2 separate regions of the Homo sapiens genome follow, and region 2 is linked to region 1. Evidence: chromatin loops called from intact Hi-C (ENCODE). Cell type or tissue: breast epithelium. All regions are shown on one strand. Each heading gives the region's core, and the rest is flanking DNA. Links, peaks and the distances in the headings are about the cores only. Region 1 overlaps COL13A1 (collagen type XIII alpha 1 chain). Region 2 overlaps COL13A1 (collagen type XIII alpha 1 chain).

What was found. Hi-C counts contacts between places; a loop is a spot of excess contacts. Peaks named below come from ENCODE experiments on the same cell type or tissue, not always from the same donor. Only the 100,000 strongest peaks of a DNase experiment are listed, where the experiment ranks them.
Region 2: it touches region 1 in a loop (15-fold over the local background); 5 of 110 quality-filtered maps call a loop at or near these places.

Annotation. Positions count from the first base shown.
Region 1 is chr10:69,888,270-69,896,469 of GRCh38, forward strand. It overlaps COL13A1 (collagen type XIII alpha 1 chain), which reads left to right. Exons shown (of 41, transcript NM_001368882.1): 9 at 35-61; 10 at 1,145-1,171; 11 at 6,283-6,309; 12 at 6,406-6,432; 13 at 7,281-7,307. Among named protein-coding and RNA genes, the nearest start is that of COL13A1, 90 kb to the left of the region's middle. In breast epithelium, for the core only: no CTCF peak of the experiment used is centred there; a DNase peak (open chromatin) is centred at 2,415.
Region 2 is chr10:69,942,075-69,959,572 of GRCh38, forward strand. COL13A1 (collagen type XIII alpha 1 chain) reads left to right here. Exons shown (of 41, transcript NM_001368882.1): 36 at 2,051-2,104; 37 at 3,597-3,650; 38 at 5,233-5,268; 39 at 10,808-10,894; 40 at 14,930-14,968; 41 at 16,625-17,070. The coding sequence ends at 16,627. It overlaps LOC107984242 (a long non-coding RNA gene), which reads right to left. Exons shown (of 4, transcript XR_007062181.1): 3 at 14,596-14,781; 4 at 12,821-12,904. Among named protein-coding and RNA genes, the nearest start is that of LINC02636, 58 kb to the right of the region's middle. RefSeq lists an enhancer at 4,277-4,776 and a silencer at 14,745-14,814. In breast epithelium, for the core only: no CTCF peak of the experiment used is centred there; no DNase peak of the experiment used is centred there.

The DNA of each region.
Region 1 (8,200 bases), core at 1,022-3,521:
GCTCAGTCTTTACATCTGGCCTTTCTGGTTTCAGGGTCCCATTGGGCTGGACGGCAAACCGGTAAGTGGACCCGCTCTCTCCCCTCACTGCAGGTCAGTGATCCTGGATCTCTTGGTCATTCTGCAAGATATTGAATCCTTGGAAAATGCTTTACTTAGAAAGAAAAGTCCTGGGGCTGAAGGTTGTCACTAGTGGGAAGTGGAGGGGGCCATTTGAGTCACCCCTGACCCCAGTGGCCTTCCCCAGGGCACAGGTCCCCAGCTGCTGAGCTTGGCTTTCGAAGTCCAGGCGAGAGCCATCCCTAGAATGGGTGATTCTGGGTGGGGTGGGGGTGAGATCAGGAGGCAGTGAGGAGAGTGGAGGGTACGGAGGTCAAATAGCTGGTCTGAAGAGCCTGGCCACTCATGCACACGCTTGCCCCTGCTCCCCAGCACCTGTGTCTCCCATGGCCCTGTCCTCGAGGTCAGGGTCTCCCTCCCCGATTGAGACCCCACACGTGTGCTCAAGTCCACGTGGAGACTGCTTCCCACCATAGCTCCTCTCTTCGTTCATTTCAATCCTTTGGACTTGGTTCCCTGACACAAATGTTCATGGGAGAAAGGAGTCCCCTCCCCAGTCCTAGGAGCAAGTCAGCTGGAAGGGAGCATGACCCATCCAAAGCCCTCAGGGTGGACGGAATGCAGCCCCACTCACAGCCATGCCTGGCCCCGCCACTCGCCTCTCTCAGTTGAGGGACCCTAGCACCACCCAGTTACTCCCCAACTGCAGGCCAGCGAGCTAAGTGCAGCCCAGGGGTGCCAGCAATCATTTCCACTCATGTCACGGGACCAGGCATCCCCCGAAGCTACCCTGGACATGTGAATGGCATGAGCGTTGGGGTCTAGGGAGACTACCCCCACCCCTGCTCTCTGAAGGGCAGGCAGCTGCTAGTGAGGCCCAGCGAGGGGCAGTGAGCAAATGACCTTGCCTTAGGGACTGGGTGAAGGAGTGCACAAGCCAGAAGGTGCAGATGGAGCACAGGGGACAGGGAGGAGCACGGGGGGCAGGGAGGAGCACAGGGGGCAGGGAGGAGCATGAAGGACAGAGGGTGGAACTTCTGGGCTGCGAACAGTGCACCTGGTACTCACCCTCTTCTCCTTCCAGGGCCACCCAGGACCAAAGGGCGACATGGTAAGAGCCCAGCTTTCCTGCCTTCCCGAGATGGGTGGGGGTTGGCCCAGCCTCACAGGCACAGCCAAGCACTGCAAAGTGGGTCCCACAGGGACAACAGGAATGGCTGTCCATGCTGGTCACTCCCCAGCTGTGTAAACCACATGCCCTGGATCCTCACATCAATATGCAGGGAGGAGAAATGGGCAGGGGCTTCTCCATCTGAAGCATGAGGATGGGAGATCCAGAGAGAGTGCACACCTGGCTGGTAGCACACAGAGGTCGGTGTCCAGCTTACTGCTCTCAAACCACACTCGCATGGGCCTTGGGAGACAAGGTTTCATCTGCACTCACAGGGGACACTTTCTCTAGGAGACACCATTTCTACTGAGCCTGAGGTCCCTCAAGGCCTCATAACCCCTTCCGGGTGCTGGCTGTGCCCTGAGCCACCCCAGGACTCCAGGGGTTCCTGCCCCACTGGGGCTGGTGGTGCCCAGTGGATCATCTCAGCTGGGGGTGCCACATGCATCATCCCAAAGGCCCCTTCCCCTCTCCCTTCCTGGGAGTTTCTGTTTGGAGGTTGGGCCACTTGGCAAGTCAGGAGCAGGAGCAAGGTCTTCTCTTCCATGTCACAGCATCCCGCGGCCACCACCCAGATGGATCTGCCCAGGGTACCTGGAGTGCCTCAGGCCCCAAAAAGGTGGAGAGACAACATTTGGCCCAGCTTTCTCCTGGCCCCTACCTTCTGCAGAGCTTTGGAAATAAATTTTCTGTCTCCACAGACCATCCCTTCCAGAAGGGAATGAGGGGCTGCGCACTCTCACGGTGGGCCAGATCTCAGCAGGGACTGATGGGCCATTAAGAGCTAATGGGCCCCTGCTCCCACACTGTGGAGTGTATTTTGGTTTTCAATAAATCCCTGCTTTAAAAAAACAAACAAACAGACAGACAAACAAAACAGCCCTGGGCTGGGGTGCATTTCTGCCTCCTAAGATCCAGGTCGCACCTACTGTGAGGGACCACCTCCTGCTCCACAGGTTGGTGGGCCAGGAATTTGTGCAGGGTGGTGAAAGCAACGCAGCAGGCTCCCCCTGTCCCTGTTCAGTGGGGGCCTGGCTCATGCCTTGCTCCAAGCGCTGGTGTGAAGACAACCCTTGACCCATGACTGGGGCACTGCCAGGGCATGGAGGGAGGCAGGTAATCATGTGGGTGGAAAGGGGGATGGTGGAGTGTTGGCTGCAAGGCCTGGGCTCCAGCCTAGCTCTTCCTAACTTGCCAGCTCCCTCTGGGCCCCAACCTGTCCTCTTGACTCAGATCCAACTAATATTTATTGAGGGTTTGCCACGTGGTTGGCACTGGGCTAAGCACTTTGCATGACTGTCTCAATCCTCAGCGTAACTCTGTGCTCCAGGTCTTGCTAGAATCCCCTTTGACAGGTGTGGAAACCAAGGCTCAGAGAGTCTAACTAACTTGCCTGAAGTCACACAGCTGAATGTCCAAAACAAGATCGAAACACAGTTCTCAAATTCCTTCCCTCCCTTTTTTTATTAAGGTTTTATTACCTTCCTCCCTTTCTGTTTCCCTCACTCTTTGTCAGCCTTCCTGCCACCTTCCTTCTTTTAATGCATTTTTTATGGAGTATCTAAAATGTGCTGGGCACTGCTTCAGGTGCTAGGGATACAGACGGGAGCAAGAGAGAGACTGTTCTTGCCATCTGTAGCTCACAGTCTAGTAGGGAGACATCCTTTTAAATGATCACTCACATAACTAACAAGTTGCTTTGCAATGAGTGCTATAAAAAGATAATCCTTAGTGCCCTGGAAATCTTGGTATAACAAAAACCTCACCCAGGCCAAAGGTCGGAGACGGCTTTTCTGAGAAAGAGACTTTTGAACTAGTGCCTGAAGAATGAGCATTCAACCGAGAGAAAATAGAAAGGGGGATGGGAATGTGCTTTCTGGACATGGGAGAATAGCACGTGCAAAGGTCCTGAGGTAGGAAAATCCTTGACATGTCTGCAGAACCGGAGGAAGGGCACTGGAGGCAGAAGGCCCTGGAGGCAGTGGCAGAAGAGCTGGCGCTGGAATCCAGGTTCCCCAGCAAGGTTTCCTCTCCATCACAGCTGCCTCCGCTGCAAATGCATTTCCCCCCGCCCCTACCCCATTCCCAGGCATGCTGTGCACATGCATGGAGTAGTGGAGACCGAGGCAGGAAGAAACTGCCATGCCACATTGTTATAGAGGCATAAAGGGCTTGGGGTGCTCATCCCTTCAGCCTGAGCTTCTTTCCCTCTCTGGCAGCCTTATGCTACCGTAAGGCAGCCCATGGCCCCCCAGAAGTAATAATAATGGTCATCCTCTAGGCAGCACTCTGTCATCCTCATAACAGCTTATCATCCCCACTTCATGAGAGGGGAAATTGAGGCACAGAGTGGCTAAGTACATTGCCTGAGGCCACAAAGCTCCTAAATACAACAGCTGAGATTCAGACCCATGCAGTGGAGTCTTACCCCTCGATCACACCTCCTCTCAGCAGCCAGCACTTTGTCCTGGAGGAAAGGGACCCTTCCATGGGGCCGCTTTTCCTGCCCTCATTCTGCCACACCGTCCCTCTGCCCCACACACTTGACCGCCTGTCCAGGGATCAGAGCTAACTCAACAGAAAAGGCAGGCCCACCCCCTCTCTCGTGAGCCCACATCAGTGGGATAGATCCCCTGTCTGCCTCATCAAATCCAGCAGGCCACAGAGCATCTGATTCCTGTTTGGCTTGGCATGGGTACCCGAGCTGTTAGTTGCCCACCGCTGTCCAGCATCATTACCTTGCCCTGCTCTTCATCTGTCTGTCTCCTGCCCCAGATGCTGTCCCCTCCACTGGCGTCCCACTGGGGCACTGGCACTCACCCTCATTGTTTAACCTGTGTCCTCACCTCTCAAAAGGGAGTCACCTCTGCCCCACCCCCCCACTTCACATTATTCCCAAGAACCTGAAATAAGGTGTTGAAGTGTTGGGAGGACACAGTTGTATAATAGTGTAGTTGGGGGGTGGACAAGATTGGGGGTCTGAGACTCAGGAATGACATAAGGGCTGTAAAGCAAGGCCTGGACTGAGTCCAAATCTCACCCACCACCCACAGGGCTGTCGAGTGAGGAGCGCCAGGCACTCAGAACATGCTTGGCACCCGAGAAGCAGACAGGCGCCTTAGCTATGCCTCAGTGGCGGTTAGCACAGGCCTGCTGGCAAGTGCTAAGCACATCACCGGTGGCCATGGCCCTTAAAGGGGCAGGTGCTGCCTGGCTGAAGATAACTGGTACCATGTGTTGTTGGACCTCGACATAATTAAGAGAAACTTGAAATCCAAATTTTTATTTGCACTCTGCTTGCTCTCTTAAGTATTGGCAACTAGTTGAAATAAAACCATGTGGGACAAACAAAATCCCTATGAAGACCACGATTGTCCCCTGGGCCACCGTTTGGGATGTCTGGTTTCAATTGTCCAAGTCTCTGCAGTCCTGAAACTCCGCCTGCCCCTCCCCCATCACACTTATATCTCTGTCCTGACAGAGGATGACCTGGTCACCTGTGGTCTGGGCCCGGGTTCCCTGCCGGATGAATCATGTGCTGCAGAACTTCATTCTAAGCACTCTGCCAGGCCGAGCGCGGTGGCTCACACCTGTAATCCCAGAACTCTGGGAGGCCAGCACGGGCAGATTGCTTGAGTCTGGGAGTTTGAGAGCAGCCTGGGCAACATGGCAAAACCCTGTCTCTACAAAAAAATGCAAGAGTTAGCCAAGCACGGTAGTGTGTGCCTGTAGACCTAGCTATTTGTGAGGCAGAGGTGGGAGGACTGCCTGAACCCAGGAGGCAGAGGCTGCAGTGAGCGGAGATCACACCACTGTACTCCATTCTGGACAACAGAGCGAGACCCTGTCTCAATAAAACAATAAAAGACCAATAAACACTTGGCCAGCCACATGGGCTGGGAGTGCCACATGGATGGTCCCAAAGGCCACTTCTCCCTTCCAGTGATGCTCTTGGGAGTTTCCCAGTTTGGAGGTGGCCCTGTTGGCAAGCGGGGAGCAGGAACAAGGCTCTGGCACATCACAGCATGCTGCGGCCACCTCCCAGATGGACCCACCCTTGGGGATCTGCAGTGCTTCAGGCCCCAAAGAGACTGGTGGCTCAAAGGGACCTGCTTATGGCTCTAGCCAAGTCTAGAAGCCCTGACTCCCAAGGTCTGGCCCAGTTCTGAGCATTTGGCAGTGGAAACAGCTGGACCTTGGCCGTCAGACAAACCTGGGCTCCTGTCCCAGTGCCACCTTTCACTGAGCCATGGGGCCTTGTCTCTGTCACCTCACTCGGGAGCTGGAGTGGACACAAGCATCTCCCTCACAGACACATACCTGAAGAGCCAGCCTCAGGGTGGATCCTCAGCCCATAAGGCATTTGTTTTCTCCTCTTCCCTCCACCAGCCTTGGTGCAGCCTCCTAAGAGAGCCAGAGCATGCGGGGCCCTCCCCAGACAGCAAGGGTCCCTCCCAACCCCAGCTCCTTTCCTAGCCCTGCATGGACAAGACAACCTTGAAGGAAACTTCAAGACCCCTCATATTCCTTGGAGAAGTCCAGAACATGGCTTCAGTTGCCAACTTCCTGCTTTCTCTCTTTTGCTGAAGGTTTCTCTAAGGCCCCCATTGTCTGAGGCACCGGCCCAGCACCCCCAGGCCAGAAGTTCTTCTGGTTCAGTGGGCTTCACTGCAGCCTGGGAGGCAGGAGGTGGAATGTGCTAGTGTCTCCCAGAGGCTTGATGCATGTGAGGTAGGGGGTCCCATGGAGCAGAAAACTCCCTGACCTCTAGGTAGAGCCCCTCCATAGCTGGCCCATGAGATGCTGGTGGTTGGAGGAATGGATGAAAGATGCCATCTGTTCTTCATCACAGCCCTAGTCCTGCCCACTGGGGGGTGAAGCAGCTGAGACTCTGTGAATAAGACATCTTGAATGTGGTGGGCATGGGAAGACCTGGCCATGGCTGGTAGAGCCCAGCCTTCGGGATTCAGCCCCAATCCCCACCCAGGCAGGTGTCCCTGATTGCCTGTCTTCTGTCTGCCCACTGACCTGTGTGTGTTTGCTTCCCACAGGGTCTGACGGGTCCCCCAGGACAGCCGGTTGGTACCTCATCCATCTATTTCCCAGCAGAGAAGCTTCCGGTGGCTGTGACCTTAGCTTTGGTTTCTAACTCTCTCATCTCCGTCTCTTTGTAGGGACCCCAGGGACAAAAAGGAGAAAAGGTAAGAGCAGTGGAGGTTTCCTAGAGTCTCCATCTCAGGAAATGGCCTCCCAGTTGGTAGAAAGGGGTCAATTATGGTTATTTTCAAACTTCAGTTTTAATTGACAGAACCAGGAAAGCCCCCGAGGTGCCGCATAATAGATTCGGTTGACACCGCTCCAGGGGACATCCTTTTCTTGGAGTGAGGGGTCCTCCTGGAGGCTGGTCCGGGTGACATCCTTTCCAGGGGTCCTCCTGGAGCCTGGCCCTCTTCAGCCTCTTTCTGGGCCCCTCCCAGCTGTCACTCCATGGTGTTCCCTGACACCTCCATGAGCCTCTGGGATTCTGAGAGGCATCAACCTGTAAACCACTGGCCTGGCCTCCTGCCCTCTCTGTCTTGTTGAATTTCTGATAGAGACACTGCTGTGCTTGCCCTTGGGCCGCTGGTACAGGGGCCTGGCGCTCCCAGCTCAGAGAAGGTGGCTTGGGACCCCCATGGTGCCGGCTGCTCCCATCCGGTGGCTCCTGTTCAGGGCTGTCTGGTGGGCCTGCCTAGAGGGTCAACCTTTCGCCAGGCATGGGGCATAACTCCCGACTCTGCCATTATGGCAAGTGGTATAAGGCGAAGCCCCACCCCTAGGCTCCCTGGGGCCACTTCCAGGCAGGCCATGGAAGTTTCTTCCCTGCTGCTAGCCAGGGGCAAGGGAGGGACTTAGTTCTTCTGCCTCAGAGGGCTCAGACCAAAACTAGAGCAGGAGGGCTGGTGAGCGGTGACATGTGTGGCATGTCCTGAAGTGCTGGGGGTGCCCTGAGAAACAGGTACCCCCAACAAGTGCCTAACACCACCTTTCCCTTCCCTCTCCTTCCCAGGGTCAGTGTGGAGAGTACCCACACCGGGTAAGTGAACCCCTAAAATTTAGCAGGGCACTTTGATCCATCCCTGGGGCACAGCGCCCAGCTCAGCCTCATCTCCCTGGGGTCTCCAGTTACTAACAGATCATGGGGGAGCAGGAGCACCCACTGCCCTCTGCACTCAGCAGTCAGAGAGGGGAGCTTGGGATGGTGGTGCGTCTGGTGGGAACAGCTGATGTGTCTCTCCAGCCATGTGCTATATGGAGCCGCTCATCACCCGTGCGTGTCTGTACATCCGCCCCTTTGTACGTACGTCTGACTCGGTATGTTGGAGTCTCCTGCTGTGTGTCTGGAGCTCTGTGGCTGCTCTGCACATGGCCCCCTGTGGCAGCGTGACTTGTGTGAGTCTGTTTGACTCCCCACCCAACAAGCATGTGTGTGCGTGTGTGTGGCGGTAGGGGGGTGGTGTCTGGCAGCCTAGCCGTGGCCAAAACAGTGGGACTTTTCTATTAGTCACTGTATCAGATGATGGTGTTTCACATCCAAACCTCGATGATGGGAGATAATCGGGGACTGACTGCAGCAATTCAAGGATAAAATCTCTCCTTGGCCTCTTTAAAAGCAGAGGAAACCCTTCTCCAAGCAGGGTGGGGATTTCAGGCTGAGATGGTTCCTCTGCCCACCCCCGCCTGCTCCTTCCTTTTCCTTGCTCCACCCCAAGACACAGAACCCAAAAGACTGCTGTTGTCCTGTTAGGAATCTTCAAACTTGTGTCCCAGCAGCAGGGTCGATCTTGGGACAGGGGAGAGCAAGATACGCACAGCTTCCTCCAGTAGGAGCCCCAGTGAGCTGGACCCAGAAAAAAATGCCCCTCATTTTGTGGATTGGCCTCGTTGCTCCCAGACCTGGACAGCAGGGATGGAAGATGAGCATCTTTA
Region 2 (17,498 bases), core at 7,719-10,218, 61 kb after region 1:
GGCTCACAGGTCTTCCCAGGTGGCCGGGGGCACTTGCAACCGGCACCAAGAGAAGCCCAGAGCTTTTAGAGGTAGGAGGGTCAAGATAGACCTCTGTGAGAGCCCCATCCTACTGAATGCCTATTCTGTGCCCTCATAAATAGGAGATGACATGGCTTGCCCAAGATGACAGACTTCTTCAGAGCCCCCCACCTCCCTGCACTGATGGAGTTCACACTGTAAACCCTTACATGCAGAGAGCATGCCCTGGCTTCCAGGAGTTATTATGGCTTTGCTCCTTCGCCACAGTCCCTCCCTCTCCATCCTTCCCCACCTAGCAAACCTGTCTCAGGTGCGGGCAGGGCTCGGGGATGATCTGTGGTTGCAATCAGAGAAACCAAGACTTTCCTCTCAATGGCTTCTCCCTTTTATGTTAGACCGAGGGAAGCAGTACAAATTCATACACTCTGTCCCTTAGGAACTGAGTCTTTATTTTCCTCATAAAATCAGTATCCTAACTTTAAGGGAAAATGTGGGGAAAAAAAATAAGCCTTCCCTGCCAATATTAACATTTATTGAGCACTTCCTACGCGTCAGGCTCAGCACCAAATGCTTGCTACGCATTCATGCATGGAAACCTGGCACGGTCAAGGAGGCAGACACACGTGGTACAGACGGGGAAACCGACACTCGGCAAGGCTAAGGAGCTTCTCCAATACCCAGGAGTTTGTAGGCCTCCGAGGCAAGGCCAGCCACATGACTCCGTGGCGCTGTGCCCAACCACTGGCCCGAGCTGACTCCTTATTGTTTTTGAGACAGAGTCTCGCTCTGTCACCCAGGCTGGAGTGCAGTGGCGCAATCTTGGCTCACTGCAACCTCCACCTCCGGGTTTCAAGCGATTCTCCTGCCTCAGCCTCCCGAGTAGCTGGGATTACAGGCACCCACCACCATGCCGGACTAAATGTTGTATTTTTAGTAGAGTTGGGGTTTCGCCATGTTGGCCAGACCGGTCTTGAACTCCTGACCTCAGGTGATCCACCCGCCTCGGCCTCCCAAAGTGCTGGGATTACAGCCGTGAGCCACTGCGCCCAGCCTCCTTTTTCTTTCTGCTGTGCTATTATGGATGCCTGCAGCCTTCCTTCCCTCCTTGTGGTTGCAAAGGGGGGCCCTGAGGACATCTTACTCCCCTCTTTGTCTCACGTGAAGTAAGTCATGCCCCGCCATTCACAGATACATTCAGAGCACAGGAAACTGTCCACAGCCCAAGTCAACTCCTCCTGTCCTCATCTGAGGCCAACAACAGGAGACGCTGAACTAGAGACTTGGTCTGGCCAGGCTGTGAACTGGGAACGTGGGAAGATGTTGGAGGAGGCCAGAGCAAGCCCTGATGCTCCATGTCTAAGCCGTGAGCTCCAATGGCTCCAGCGCCCCCAGCCCCGGGCTAGCAGAGCTCATGACACGCCTCCCTGCCAGGCCGGTGTCGGTGCAGACATTGAGGCACCCTAATTCACCCCCCGATCCAGCCAGTTCCGCAGGCCTGTGAGTGGGGCGAGAAGGCCCCGGCCAGAGACTGAGGCCAGGGCTGTGGGTCTGCGGTGGGCCGGTGGGGTGGGTGTTGGCTGAACAACCCTCTCTCGTCTGCCCCTGTGTGTGCATCCGCATCCATCTCTGTGGCATGAAGACCCTCCCGCTGCATGTGGAGCTGCAAAGCAAAGAGGGTGCCAGCCCCCGGCCCCTGCCCCGGGATGGGTCCACTCCCTCCCAAGTGCTTCTGGGAGCAAAACTAAGCAACCATTCTCCCATTGTTTTCAGCCTTGGCAAGCTTGGTTGTGAAGCAAAAGGGTTTCAGTCCACAAATCTGGCTCTGAGGCATGGGGAGGTGCTCTCTCCCCAACAGCCCCTGAACCCAAAGAGGATCACGGCCCAGTCGAATGACTGCCCTGAACGAGCCTGGCCTCGCCAACTCTGAAAACTGGGCCTTGGACCTTGCTCATCTCTAGGCATCAGGTGGGGCACCCAGGGCTCCCCAGAGTGTGGGGACCCTCACCTCTGCTTTCTTTCCCCTTCCCAGGGTACTCCAGGACCAATTGGAGTTCCAGGCCCAGCGGGACCAAAGGGCGAGAGGGTGAGTGTCACTGAGCCAGGGGCCTGGGCGGCCAGGAGGGAGAGGCATGCCTGGGACCCAACACCAGGGGTCTCAGCCCTCATGCCTTCCTTCTTCCATCTCTTCTCCTGGTCATCCTCACAGCAGCCTGGGACAGGGGGTGCTGGTTGTGTAGCTATGAGTTGACAAGACTTGGAGGGATCAAGGAGATGGAGAGGCCGGGCACGTTGGCTCATACCTGTAATCCCAACACTCTGGGAGGCCAGGTTGGGAGGATCACTTGAGCTCAGGAGTCTGAGACCAGCCTGGACAACATAGCGCAACCCAGACTCTACAAAAAATTTTTTTAAAATTAGCCAGGCATGATGGTGCACACCTCTAGTCCTAGCTACTTGGGAGGCTGAGGCAGGAGGATCAGTTGAGCCCAGGAAGTGGAGGCTGCAGTGAACCATTATTATATTACTGCACTCCAGCCTAGGAGACAGAGCAAGACCTTATCTCTATAAAAAAAAAAATGAAAAAGAAAAAGAAAGAAAGAAAGAAAAAGAAAAAGAAAAAAGAGGAAAAGAAAAAAAAAGGAATTGGAGAACTTCCTCCACTTTGGCTTCTGGCCACCTTGTGTCCATCTCAGGTTCAGTTTGGCAAGGCCCTGGGCGCCATTGTCACTGGACATGCCTAAACTTTGTAATGATTTAGGGAAACTGCATGGAACAGAGGGCCAGGTGGTGTTTAGATAATTCCTCGAGGACAGCAGGAAGTCAGGAGGCCAGAGCCATAGGCCAGGCTCCCACGGTCGCTGTCGATGGACGTTGGCCATGTCACAGGACTTGCAGTTCCTGGCCTGTCCTGCTGGAATGGGCATGTCCGAGGGTGAGGGTGGAGGGTGTCAGCTGAGTGGAGGCAGGGGAGCTGTGTCTTTCTATATCAGCTCTTCCCAGCCAGCCCCTGGGTTCTACACACTCAGGGCTCGGAGGTCCCTGTGTGGGCATCCGTCGAGTTCTCTGCCTGTGTGGGCAGCTCCCTGCACTCCCCATCCGCCCACCTTGCTGGCTCTGTCTCAGGTGGGGAGGGCAGGAGCTTCTGCAGAGGGCACAAGCTTCTCCGTGACCACCAGCTTGGGGAAACCAGGAGGCTGCTCTGAGAGGTGACCCTTGAGGCTCTGGAGAAGAAAGCAAAGCTCTCTTTCTCTTCCCTTTCTCTTTCCCTGCCTTCCTGCCCTGCTTTCTTCGCCCCTGTTTCAGCCTCAGGCCAGCCAGGCCCAGGACACCACGGGTCATTCTGGGAGGCCTTGGGGGATAGGCTCTGCTGGAGGGAGAGTGAGGGGGGCTTCTGAGCCCCCTCCCCAAGGCAGTGTTCGCATCAGCAGCACCCCACCTTTCCCATAGCCCTTGCTTCCCGGAGGGCTCTTGAGGGGACTGGAGAGGTTTCCTGTATTTCATACCAAAGTAGAAAATGGCAAGGAAGATTGTTACCGTGTCTGGCAGGATTCATGCATTTCTTTCTCCCATTTCAGGGCAGCAAAGGAGACCCTGGGATGACAGGACCAACGGGAGCAGCTGGGCTTCCTGTGAGTCTCTTGGGATCAGAGGTTCCTCTCCTCCCACCCCTGCCCCCATTAGAAATACCCACGGCCGGCCGGGCATGGTGGCTCACACCTGTAATCCCAGCACTTTGGGAGGCCGAGGCGGGCGCATCACGAGGTCAGGAGATCAAGACTATCCTGGCCAACACGGTGAAACCCCGTCTTTACTAAAAATACAAAACTTAGCCACGTGTGGTGGTGCGCACCTGTATCCCAGCTACTCGGGAGGCTGAGGCAGGAGAATCTCTTGAACCCAGGAGGTGGAGGTTGCAGTGAGCCGAGATCGCACCACTGCACTCCAGCCTGGGTGACAGAGCGAGACTCCATCTCAAAAAAACGAACACACAAACCAAAAAAAAAAAAAAAAATCACCTAGGGCCTGGAGCACAAATCCAGGGCCAAGGGAGAACTCTCATTTCCATGACAGACAAAGCTGCCAAGAGGCAACTGGTGATAGGCTAGCATGCCCTGCTGGGCATTGCGCTGTGAGAGGACCAGGGCCTCTGCCATGGGGACCCTGTAATGGGATGTAGCCCCTCCCACTGTGTTAAGTGCAGCCTGCCCTCAGCAATGTGTGCGCCATGGCCCCTGCCCTCAGAAGGGGCAGAATCAAATCCAGACCCCTGTGATAGGAGAGGCTTCATGAGCGGAGCAGCTGGGCCTTGCAGGGGACACCTGGCTTTCCATCACGGCATGCTTTCCCACCACTGTGTTACAGAAGTTGAGTGTCTGCCTGAGAGAGCCCGCACTTTAGTTTCCCATCCACTGGAGGCTGTGTGTGTTGGCCAGGTACGCACATCTGGGCCAGGCTTGTCTCATGCTAAATTCCCCTAGCTGTAGAATGAAGAGCATTTTGCACCTTGAAAAGAGGGTCTAGCAAGAGCCTGGCAGGAGAGCCTTGGGAACTCCCCTCTGCCTAGAGCATTCCTGGCCCCCACAAGCGCATCCTCAGAACTGACCCCTCACCTGCGGTAGTGACCTCGGGAAAACCCAGCCACAGGCCAGGACCTGGGCTGGAGAGGTGAGAAAACCAGAACTGTGTTTTTTTGTTTTTTGTTTTTTGTTTTGAGACGGAGTCTCACTCTGTCGCCAGGCTGGAGTGCAGTGGCATGATCTCGGCTCACTGCAACCTCAGCCTCCCAGGTTCAAGCGATTCTCCTGCCTCAGCCTCCAGCGTAGCTCAGACTACAGGTGCCCACCACCACGGCCAGCTGATATTTTTGTATTTTTCATAGAGACGGGCTTTCACCTCGTTGGCCAGGATGGTTTCGATCTCTGGACCTCGTGATCCGCCCACCTCGGCCTCCCAAAGTGCTGGGATTACAGGCGTGAGCCACCGTGCCCAGCCTGAAGTGTGTTCTTGGCTTTGCCCAGAACTCATCATTTGCCTCTAGGTCAGGTTTTCTTAGCGATTTGCTTCTCTGTCCCCTTTCCGTGTAGTGGGAATAACTAAACCTGTCTCCAGTGAGTGAGGCATTGGGAGAGTTTGATGAGCCTGGAAGAAAGCACTGTACAGCTGGCCTGTGTGTCCTCATTAACATGCCTTTCTTCCTCTGATCTCTTGCAGGGTTTACATGGACCACCCGGGGACAAGGGAAACCGGGTGAGTCTGAGCCCCTGCACTCGTGCTCTAGTTACTAATGTCTTCATGATGGGGTGGAATGATCGATCGGTGATTCCTGACCAACATGGCGAACAGTTTTTCCTGATAAGTCATCCTAAATTGAAAGGCTTTACAAGGAGGGCCTTAACCTGTGGCATGTAGGGAGCCTGGGGCCTGATCCTCACATGGAAGCCTGTATTTTTCCACACAGCAAGGAGAGACTGAATCCCATGGCAGCCACCAGCTTAGCATTGCTATCCAGCAACAAGATCCATGTGTCCAGCTCTTTCTAGGTTGCCCTGATTGTGGGCCCCTACGTGATCATTTTAGATCCATTGCTACCTTGTCCTTGCCCTCTGAAACTTGGTTTTGCCAGGCATTCCAGGCCACTGGTGAGAGAGAAAATAAATTCCAGCTCCAAGAACAAGCAGACAGTTGTTGGAAGCAGCCAACCCTTTTAAAAAATATTACAGCCACTATTTCTCTTGGAAAGAGTCGGCAGGGCTCTGAAAGGACTGCGCCTTCTCAGACCCTTGCTGTCCCTTTGGTTTCTGCCATCTTCACCAGGACACACTTACCAAATGCCCATGGCACCCACAGCCACATAACAGGGGGTGGCACCGACCACAGCCTTCAGCATTTGGGCCCAGCAGGGAGAATTTAACTACATCTGACCAAGAGATGGCCTTTGGGTTCCCCTCTGGAGGGTCTCATCTGCTGCTGCATCATGGGGCTTCCTGGAGTGGGGGGCACACCCCCTAGAAACCAAGTGTGTCTCCTAGCGGGTCCTAAAATCCAAGGCGCTTAGAGGAGAAGGAACAGATGGAGAAACAAGGCCCAGACAATGATTATGTGTTCTGGGATCCCATGGAGAGTTAGAGGAAGAGCACACGGTCTCCAGAACCCAGGTCTTGTGGCTGATCTTTGCACACTGATACCATGTTCATGCACAGAAAGTGCCAGAATGCCTATGCTCCTATCTGGCAACAGTGAATTCCATCTCTTCAACTCAAGATCTATTTACTGAGCACTCCCATTTTCCTAAGTGCTCTTCACTGGCAGCTGGTCAAAAGCAACTCAGTTTGTCCCGCATCTTCTATAAACAAGAGGGAGCAGCAGCGCCACCCCTGCCCATGGCAAGACCAGGTCTGGAAACTGCCGGAATAAACAGACCTGCTTCCAGATGCTCTAAGCACGCTGGGAAGGACTTTCCTCAGTGTGGCATCAAAGGATTTAGGCCTCTAAAATCTTTGATCATTCCACCTCTTCATTGGCATACTAACTTCCTTTCAAATGTCTTTCTGACATGTTCTAGTTTTCTTTATTATATTCAATTAGTATTTTCTAAACCTCCTTCTTCAGACTTTTTCAGTTGGCTGGAGACACTGAGCCGTTTGAAGGCTGCAAAATCGGTCCTTCAAGGGACGGTGACCATGTTGCTCTAGAGGTGGAGGCAGGACAAGTACCCTTGTCACAGACAGAGGGAGGGTGGGGGCTGGCGGCTCTGATGCTGCAGCAACTGAGGTTATTGAGTCATCCACGGAGGCCCCAGGAATCAGTGGGAAAGTATTTCTATTCCCCTTCCCCTTCCCGATGTTTGACACACTTTCCTCCATCCCCTTTACAAATTAGGAATGTGTCACTTAGTAAAAGTCAAGTTCAGAAAACAATGAGGTGGCACGCACCTTTCTTTTGAGCACACCATAAAGAGCCAATTGACTTATTCCCAAAGAGCAGGTTTCCAACTCAAGGGCAGCTTGTCCTCTTCATGCCGGGGATTTGACTCTCAGGATGCCCAAATGTCCTGGAAGAGTCTCCCCTCAATCTTGCCTCCCATTCTGACCTTTCTTTGTTTCTTCGAGACAGAGTCTTGCTCTGTCGCCAGGCTGGAGTGCAATGGCGCGATCTCAGCTCATTGCAAACTCCGCCTCCCGGGTTCAAGTGATTTCCCTGCCTCAGCCTCCTGAGTAGTTGGAACTACAGGCATGCGCCACCACGCCCGGCTAATTTTTTGTATTTTAGTAGAGACAGGGTTTCACCATATTGGCCAGGCTGGTTTCAAACTCCTGACCTCAAGTGATCCTCCTGCCTCGGCTCCCAAAGTGCTGGAATTACAGACATGAGCCACCGCACCTGGCCCAGAGATTTGTTTTATCTTACAGTGAACCAAGATACAACCTTACAGGTATGCTTCTCCATGTCCCATCAAAGGATGGTCTCAGAGCCTCTTTCCTGTTCATGGAAGGAAAGTCCTTGTCATGGTGGGCAAAGGCCCGGAGCCCCAGACCAGGAGCTTTCTAAGGGACACACACGCCAGTGGAAAGAATATCCTGACCTTGTCACTAAGGGTGCTTCCCTTTCCCCTAAGTAGCTCTGTGAATTTGGCCCGGGAGCCACCTTTAGGGTAAGAAATCAGTCAAAAGATAAAGGGTGGCATGAATCTGGCAATATAATCATTCAGGAAAATTGGATGTTACTGTGGAGCTGCCTGCAAACCAGCCAGCTGAAAAGGTCTGTGTGCATGCAGTGAGGCTGCTTCTGCTCTCTGAGATGCCCAACTTTGGGGGGGTGGGGGGTGCACGCATGTTTGTGTGTGTGTGTGTGTGCGTGTGTTTGTGTGTGCGTGTGTGTGTGTGTGTGCATGTGTTTGTGTGTGCGTGTGTGTGTACGTCTCACTTCCTAAGTCCGTCTTGTCTCCTCACTTCTTCCTCCTCCACTATCTCTTTTGGCCTCTTCCTTTACTGCTTCTCCCCCCAGATATGTTCATTCCGTTATAATAGTCCCACGTCCTTCATCCTTTCCCCTCCCCCTCACCAGCTGTCAGTTTATCTCCTCCAAAGTCCACTGTTAGACATTTACTTATGTTTTTAAGAAGCCTTTGCCCCTTGACTTTATTTGCCCCTTTCTCCCTTACCAGCTAGGGTTCCCTCTGTGCAATGGATCTCTTTTGTGTCACTGTCTGGGGGTGGGAGGCAGGGAGAACGCAGGCAACGTTACTACTCTAATAGCCTCAAAGGACACCGGATTTGGGGCAATTGCACAGGTTCTTAGAACACAACTCCCCATAGTGTCCGTTACCTGTTGTGAAAGTCTGGAACACGCCAACCCTCTGTTACCCCCGGGGTATCCTGGACTGGGATCCCCCACTCTGGCAGATTTGCCCGGCTTCTTCATTAGGAAACTGCTCATGACCCAGAGAATGAGGGGCCACACTCCTGAGAGAGTTTACCAGGGGGCTTCCCCACCCAAATAGCTAGTGGTTTTGCTGGTCTACCATTTGGGGATGATTTGTGCCATGATGTTCTTGTTGGCAGACAAAACTTCAGGCCGATGGGAATATACCTAATATGTGCATACATATTTAAACGCATGTCGTTTTCTAAGTAAGGATTTGCATTTTTAGAAAATTCATTTAGAATAATGCACTGGCAGTTGCAGACCACCTCTGAAATAGAGAAATTTGAGTAATTTCCGAAGATCTGGAAGAACATCAAAAATATTATTTTGTTTGTTTGTTTGTTTGTTTGTGAGAGTCTCACTCTGTCACCCAGGCTGGAGTGCAGTGGCACAATCTCAGCTCACTGCAACCTCTGCCTCCTGGGTTCAAGCGATTCTCCTGCCTCAGCCTCCCGAGTAGCTAGGATTACAGGCTAGTGCCACCACACCAGGCTAATTTTTGTATTTTTAGTAGAGATGGGGTTTTGCCATGTTGGCCAGGCTGGTCTCGAACTCCTGACCTCCAGTGATCCGCCCGCCTCCGCCTCCCAAAGTGCTGGGATTACAGACATGAGCCACTGTGCCCAGCCAAAAATATTCTTATCCTCTGCCTTCCTCTAATGAACATCTACCCTGCAGCCTTCCACTGCAGGAACAGTGCACATGACAACCTCTGACCCCAACCTTTGGCTCCTATACTGGCTAAAAAGAAATAATGACCATTATTATCATTATGAAGCAGCTATCGTTTACTGTGCACATACTATATTCCATTATTAAGCATTTAATGTGCACAAAGAACTCACAACATTTTTTTTTCAGACAGGGTCTTGCTTTGTTGCCCAGGCTGAAGTGTAGTGGTGCAATCATGGTTGACTGCTGCCTCAAACTCTTGTCCTTGGCTCAAGTGATCTTTCTGCCTCAAACTCCTGAGTAGCTAGGACTACAGGGACATGCCACCACACCCGACTAATTTTTTTATTCTTTGCAAAAATGAGGTCTTGCTTTATTGTCCAGGCTGGCCTCGAACTCCTGGCCTCAAGTGACCCTCCTGCCTTGGCCTCCCAAAATGCTGGGATTACAGACATGAGCCACCATGCCCAGCCTCACAACAAATTTTTGAGGCAGGTATTATTGTACTCATTTTACAGGTAAAGAAACTAAGGCTCAAAGAAGTAACTTCACAAAGTCACGCAGCTAACTGTCAGAACCAACTCTGACTGCAAGCCTTTGTTCTAATACGCTGCCCAGCATTCAGTGTCACCCTGGAGTGACACAGTTGAAGTCCCCAAGCGTTAGATAATCCCCCTTCCATAGAGGAGGGGAGCTCCCAGGAAGACTCCCTAGGGGCATACTGAGCCCCCTTTTTAGGAAACACATATAAAAATGCAAATGCAAATTCATTACAGAAGTGATGCTTCACTTTTAAAAAGAATTCCCCACAGCCCTTCTTTAAATAGACTCTGACACATACAATATAGGATTCAATTTAGAAAAATGATGTTTACTGTAGCTTTTCAGAAACAAATGAATTCCTTAAACCAACATATTCATATACAAATAACGGTCTGACTTCAGACCAGGATGAACCAGAGACACAGATAGAACAGGAGAAGCCAGCTGAGCACAAGGGGCCATCCGTGAGCTCTGGACACACACATACATATGTGCACATGGACACACATGCATAATAAAGGCACACACATGTGTTCACGTGCCCAAGCACATACCCACACACACTCAAACGTGGGCACACACACACATATACACAAGCACATACCTGTATACTCATACATACATATACACACATGTGCACAAGCACATATATGCATACACTCATACATGCTATGTTCACACACATCCCAGGGCTCCAAGCAAAATCACCTTGCCTCCTAATAGAATGTCAAAAGGATAAACATTAATTGGGGAAAAAAAAAGTTTTCACCCCAAAGCCTTTCAAAAACAGACTCAAAGAGAAGGAAGTTGGTCCCTAGCCACTGTGTTCAGCACAGACCCACGCTGGGCTTAGTATTAGCAAAACCGGCCACCAAAATCTTCAGTCTGTGGTTCCCTGCACCTGCAGCTCTGAGCCCTCTGCCTGTCCTCCCCTCCCCCTCCCACCCACCTTAGCCAAATTCTCAGGTTCCTGGGGGGTGGGGAGGAGGTGGGTATTGACTCCAAATCCTACTGGGGAGAATATCCTAATTTAAAGCATCTCTTTTTCCCTTTTTAATTTTATTTTTCTTTTTCTGTCTTCAACCTTAACACATGAATGATCTTAAAGTTTTGATGTTTTTTTCTCGGACTAAACCATTATTTACAGGGGGAGAGGGGGAAGAAAGGCTCTAGAGGGCCTAAAGGGGATAAGGGAGACCAAGGAGCGCCTGGATTAGATGCCCCCTGCCCATTGGTATGTTTTTGTTTATCACTTGCATTGTTCTGGTTTTTGTTCTTGAGGTTTGTAAGTTGGAAACAAAGAAGGCAAATAAACTAAGATGAGAACCAAATGTCTACACGGATGCTACCAAAATCTCTCTGTTCATTTGACTGGTGAAATTCTGCCCGCTGTTGGATTTGCTTTGTAACCACAGCTGCAAGTAATTCTGGCTAAATCCCTTGCCTTTGAATCCTTTTCCTTTGAAGATACAGAGCAATCGATGTGTGGAAGTGAGGAAACCACTAGGAAAGGGATTTTCAGGGAAGGCCTCAGCTCTTAGCTCCAGGATGGCTTTGGAAGCCAGTGTAGCATTTGTGAGCCACGGATTTGCCTTCTTCGTTTCATGGCCACCTCTGTGGGCCAGTAGTTCAAGCTGTCTGAATCCTCACTTGATCAGGATGCAGGACACCAGAGTTAGCGTCTCCTCAGGGCCACTGATGCTCAAAACTGGGCAGAACAAGGCCAGATGAGGGGCTTCTAATGCACAGCCTCCCAACACTCACCAGCCATCCAGCTGAAACCTTTAAAGCTGCAGACCAGAACTGGTAGTCAGACAGACACCCCATGGGAAGCCTTCTCAAAAGAGCCAGCAATTAATGATGAGGCACTTCTGCTGGGTTTCTCAAGTGCCTTTGAATCCATTTGAAGGTTCTAAAAATTATGATGCACTAAAGTTGAAGTTTGTCTGTGTTTACACTAAGTGAGTCTGTAGAGAGAGGAGGATCAACGGAGAGGGGGCAGGTTGTATGTGTGCAAAGCTGAACTCTCCAGAGCACAAAGAGAGCACAAAAGCTGGATTTGGGAGATGGGGGATCACCTGGGATTTAGCCCCTGTTTGTAGATGCCTCAAGGGTCCTGCATCCTGGCCAGGGTAGGACTGGGCCTCTCTATTCCATGGTTGGAGCTGGCCAGCCTTGACCTGAATAATCATCGTGGTTGGTTTTGTGAACAGGGACACCGAGGTTTTAAAGGAGAGAAAGGGGAGCCGGGGTTACCAGGGCTGGACGGACTGGATGCCCCATGCCCATTGGTATGGCATTGCCCTTGCTTGCCTGCATGGCCGATTTGGGCTTCCCCATGTGTGTGATTCATACTGGGTTTCTCCCCAGCCACCCTCCACACTCCTCCTCCATCCCCCCCAGGCTCCACTTCCCACTTCTTCATTCTGTAAATGCCAAGGGTCACCCCGCCTAGGCTAGTACTCTGGGGGCTCCCAGTCATGCCACCCTCTTGCATGCAAAGTTTACTGGGATGTTTCCTGGCTTCCTGCTGCAGCTACCTCTAAAGCACAGCCACTTGATGCCAGCCAGCTCTCCCACCCTGAAGTTGGTTTTGGCTGCCTCTGATACTCATCTCCAAGCTGATTCTAGACAAAGCTGCCACCAGATACCAGCTAGGAAAGTGGATTCTCTGGACTGGTTTTCAGAACCATGACTCACTTCTTTTCCTTCAGGCAGTGAAGTTAGTTCAGAATCACTGGCTGAGCACCTAGCGAAACATGTGAATGAGATGCCTGATCAGCCCTGTATCCCCTGCTCCTCCATCACATGATTTGGGGGACAGAAGGGCATGATTACAGAGTAGACTGAGAAGCTCTAGAAGTGAGCTGGAGGAGGGGCCACCTGCCTATTCTTCCAGGTTGGATCGTGGGTCGCTGCCCAGGTGACACCATCAGAACTAGGGGATGGTCCAGGATTAGGTTTTCGGATCCTAAAGGGTTTGTCCTTCTTGCTTAAATCTCCAAAGACATTACCAGACCCTTCCTCGTCCCTTTCTTTCATGATCAGATGGCTTCTTACTGAAGAGTCTGGGAGAGACGGAAAGGTCAAGAATGTAGTTAAGGAGGAGGCAGGGAGACAGCTAAGGACCTCTCTTCCAAGCACGTCCCAGGCGAAGTGGTAGCAGTTTATTCCCGCCTGCCCAGTCCCTCTCTAGGCATGGACAGTCTAGGCCTCCACGCTGATCCTCTTACTGCAAAAGAAGCTGAAGGGAACACTTCACTCCAAGGCTCAAGGGGTTACAGCTCTCCCCAAATTTCCCCAATAGGTTTGGAGTTCAAGAGCTATTTTATCATACCAGTAATAAGAGAATTTGGGGTCTCACATCCCCGCCCTGGGGTCACACAGGAATTCTCTTTGAACAAAAGAGAAAAAGATACAAGAAATTATGCTGTGTGACCCTGAAAGGTGGTCGTAGAGCCCCTTGAAGGGCAGTAGGGACTTTTTAGGAGGAGCATAGGCAACAAAAGGAGAGTGCAGAGCAAGCAGGCGGGTAGCATGCTTCCTGTCCCTGCTGGTCCTGCCAAACCCTGCGCTTGCAGACTGCACAGCCACCTTTCTCAACCAGGACTTCCACCATCCACGCACCAATGGGAATGCCGCTCTGGCCCGCAGGGGCTCCCTTGAGCACTGGCCAGGTCTTCCCTCAGCCACAATCCCCTCCCACAATCTGGGCACCTTTAGTTCTGCCAGCAGCTGCCTTGGCCTCTCTGTTCCTCACCATACATTACTTTTCATTCTCTGCCTGCCCTGCCCTCCATATCCCCCTGCCACCATCCACACACCAATGGGAATGCCGCTCTGGCCCACAGAGGCTCCTCTCCCTCCCGGCATCCATGTGACGTGTGTCATACCGCACCGTGGCAGGCTGGGGAAGGGGCACAGGGTCACCCTGAAACTGTGGAATGCACCTCCTCCCCCTGCAATCCCCTCCCCAACCCAGAGGGGAAAATGAAGGTCACCCTGATTTGACTCTCCATGTAAAATGGCATTTTCTTCCATAACATCCCATATCAATGTGTCAATTTTCTATTAATTTTACTGGGGAAGTGTCTTCCCCTTGTTTCTCACTCTGCCTCCTCCTCTGTGTTATTATGGGCTTGAGGGGCAGGGGTAGCTATTGCTCATGACTTTTACTACAAGATAACCAGACTTCCTAAGCCCTCCATATTGGGACCAATTTCTGCTGAATGCCAGGTGATGAGAGGTTTCAGCCCCTGGCGTGGGTGGATGACGTCAGACCAGGGCAGCAGAGGACTCTCATTCCACAAGCTCCCTCAGGACTGAGCACTTGCTCCGGGTCTCCTGAAGCCCCATGTCCATCTCCTTGTCTGCCCTGCCAGTCTAGCAGACTTGGGCTGAGAACCAGACCTTTGCCCTTGGCCCAGCCTCGCCTTCCCCACTGGGTCTCTAGATTTCTAGATTCCCCATAGGGTATGCCAGCAAGGAGAGGATATGAGGGCCCAAGAAAACTCAGGAAAGTTTCTATCACCAAGGGCAGAACACGAACATCTTGAGGCTAAAGGAGCTGCATGGTTGCTACCAACAAAGGAGACCGACGGTGTGCAGTTGATTCCCATGTTTTTACTGCACTTCACCCCCAAATTCCCAGCAAGGTCTAAGGCTTCGCCAGGAACCCTTGTCTTCTTGCCAAAGGCATGTCAGGGCCATCCTGCAATACTCATGAGGTTGCCTGTCCCTTCATGCCCCTCACCCCACCCCAGGATTAATCATCAAAGAAGGACTGTCTACATGTCCTCCTCCCTGTGCTTAGGAAGAGAGACAAATAAGAGAATGAGAAGGCTGGGAAGGCCCTTAGCGGTCACATCAAGCAACTGTCCTTGCCAAGGTTTTATGGAGGAGGAAACTGAGGCCGCCTTGTGCTGAGTGGCTTACCCGTGAGCAGCCGGCACTCCATAGGGCCACAGCAGAGACTGTTTCTTCGTGGCACGGAAGGACATCTCTGCTTGCTGGTCCCACGGGCTAGGACAGCCCCTATTGACGTTGCACTATAGCTGCATGTGACCTTTAACCAATGGTAAAATAGCCGGATTTGTTTCCACCTCCTTCTGAGGTTCTGACCTGTAGTAGAGAAAAGAAATAGACAAGCGTGGGTGGGCCACATCCTGATCAGCTGCCAAAATGCGTGTGGCCCTTGTTACCCCTGTCCTGCCCACTTGGTGGACCATTGCAGGAAGTCTGAGCCCTCTGCCTTCCTTTCTCCTTGCAGGGCGAAGATGGCTTACCAGTCCAAGGCTGCTGGAACAAGGTAAGGCTTCCCATTGGTGTGCACTGGGGCTCCGTTCTCAGCAGTGCCATAAAGCTTCCACAATTTCCATTCTGCCTTGCTACAGATGAGGCAGCAAGACATAGGTCAAATAGTCACTGTCTCAAAGGCAGGGTGCCCATTAAACATCCCATACACTGCATGCTGTTAACAAACATTTTAAAATGCTTCTTAGAACATCAGTAAACCCTAGGCGGAATGTCCATGCAGCCACACAGGTGACATCTTTATGCTTTGTGTGTTCAATGTACATAGTGTCTTTCCCCCAAGGAACTTCCCCAAGGAGTTCCAGATCACACTCATAGAGTTCCTCTAAGGTCGTTTATGCCACGTGATGACATGTCTTAGACGTAGGACATCTCAGTTGCTTTCACTCTGAACTCACATGCTACTGTGCCTCCCCTAGGGGCTGTGCTCCTCACCACTCTACCACTCCCCTTGCATTTAAGCTGGCAGAGCTTCATGCCACCACACATGTGACCTGCAGCCAAATCTCTCCTGGGCTCCCAGAGTTCCTACCAACAATGAGTTTTCATTGATTCACACTGGCCTTGGCATTTGCCATTGTTAGAGCAGTCTGACATCATAGGACTGTGCCCTTGCATGTGATCGCCCCATTCAACCATGGCTCCCCAGAGCACAGGGCTGCCCAGGCAGACAGAGGCCATCTGCTTGCTAACTAATCCAGAAGACCCGCCTTGGTCCCCAGCAATGGTGGCAGCCACTATGCTGCCCCATACCGTCTCCCTCCACCTTGCCTGTCACTCCAAGTCTTCTCACCAACCCCCCACCACCATTGTCTCAAGGTTCATCCTCATAAAGGGACCGGAGACTCCAACATGTTCAAGAATCTGTGCTCAACGAATCCAGTCCTGTTCCAGTGGCAGCAGAGTCACACTTACAATGAGATGAACAAGCTCCCCTGTACTAAGATGCCAGAATCTCACTAGTGCACTGGGTTGGGTAAAAGTGGTGAAACCACCAAGACCCCAGGCCAACGCTGACCACCTACCTGCCTGGATACCTAAAGCACCCCCTAACCCAAGAAGGAAAAGCTCAACACTCAAGAGAGATGCCTCCCCAGAATCCATCCCTGGAGGCTGGCCTCGTCCTCCTGCCAAGCTCCACTTAGACCTAGTTAAAGCGCCACAAAAGCAGGTCAGAGGTGTCATAAGACCTCTGAACCCTTGACCCCTAAAAAAATTTCCTCTTTAAAGTTGCTGCCAATGGTTAGGAGACAGAAATGGTTGTGCTTAGCAGGGGAAGAACAGCCACTACCAAGAGCTGCAATGTCTTGGAGAAGCAACCAGAGAGCTTCAAGACTACTCATTCACACCTTAAGTCCAATCTGGGACAATGCAGTGGTTACAACAATCAGGCCTCCAAAGGCAGCAGAGAAAGAGAGTGCCCTCTAGTGACCACAAAGGGGATTCACAGAGAGGTGAACTTGGTTTCCTCCCTTCAGGGAGCTAAGGTCGCCACCAGTTTCTTTCACCTAGGGGCTCAGGGTTCCCACAGTTCTCCTGTCCAGAACTCCCATCCAACCCAGGACAAGATTTACCTCCCTTCCTACAAAGGAAATAAACCTCTGCAGACCCACTGAAACTAACAGAACATTGTTTTGTTTTTGTTTTGCAGTGATGCCTCTAACCTTGGATTGGCCTGTGTGTGTGTTTGTACATAGAATATTTATTTTTATACAGTTTTCACTTTTTGAAAATGCCAGAAGTATGATGCATCTTACAGATTATTAAAAAAGAAAGAAAAACCTGCATATTTTGTACAGAAAATATCAACCTCTTCCCTTTTGTTTACAAGATGTTTTGTATAAGCCTATGTCTCTAATACATTTTTTGTTTGGTCGTAATGTCTGCATGATATTTGTGCACATTTATTAAGTATCGAAGCTTAATAAATTATTGTGTCCTGGTGCCAAAGGGGGCCAGCCAGAACTGAGGTGCTGGCTAGCTCATGTGTGAATTCACATAAATGTAGAGGTCCATGATATTTGCTAAGCTAGGTGTGTCTAAGAGTATTTTAAACCCTTATGGATTTTCATTATTAAAGGAAATGAAACATGGCAATTCATGATCCTGATTAATCATTATATTAAATACATTCTCTCCTGTGAAAGCAGGAATTCCCAGAAGTAGGGGTCCTCAGAAGTGTGGAGTAAGGTTTTGAAATGTGAGGTTCAACAAAGGGAGGGAAGGGAACTTTATCGAGCAATGTATGTTGTTACAGATCCCAAGTTTATCACAGTGCTTGCTGTGTGAGCATTTAGGTTCAGTTGTGCTAAGGGCACCCAGGGTTTCAAAGGAGCCATTTGCTCTTGCTGTTGGGTTATGGTAGGTTTTTGCTTGTTTGTTTTGCTTTGTTTTGTTTTGAGCTACAGTCCCTAGTACCAGCTATTGCTAATCACAGCTGTTGACTTGATATGAGTTTGTGGGTTCACTCACAACTAGCAGTTGAAGGAGCTTTGCCTCATCTGCTGTTCCACTCCAGCAAAGAG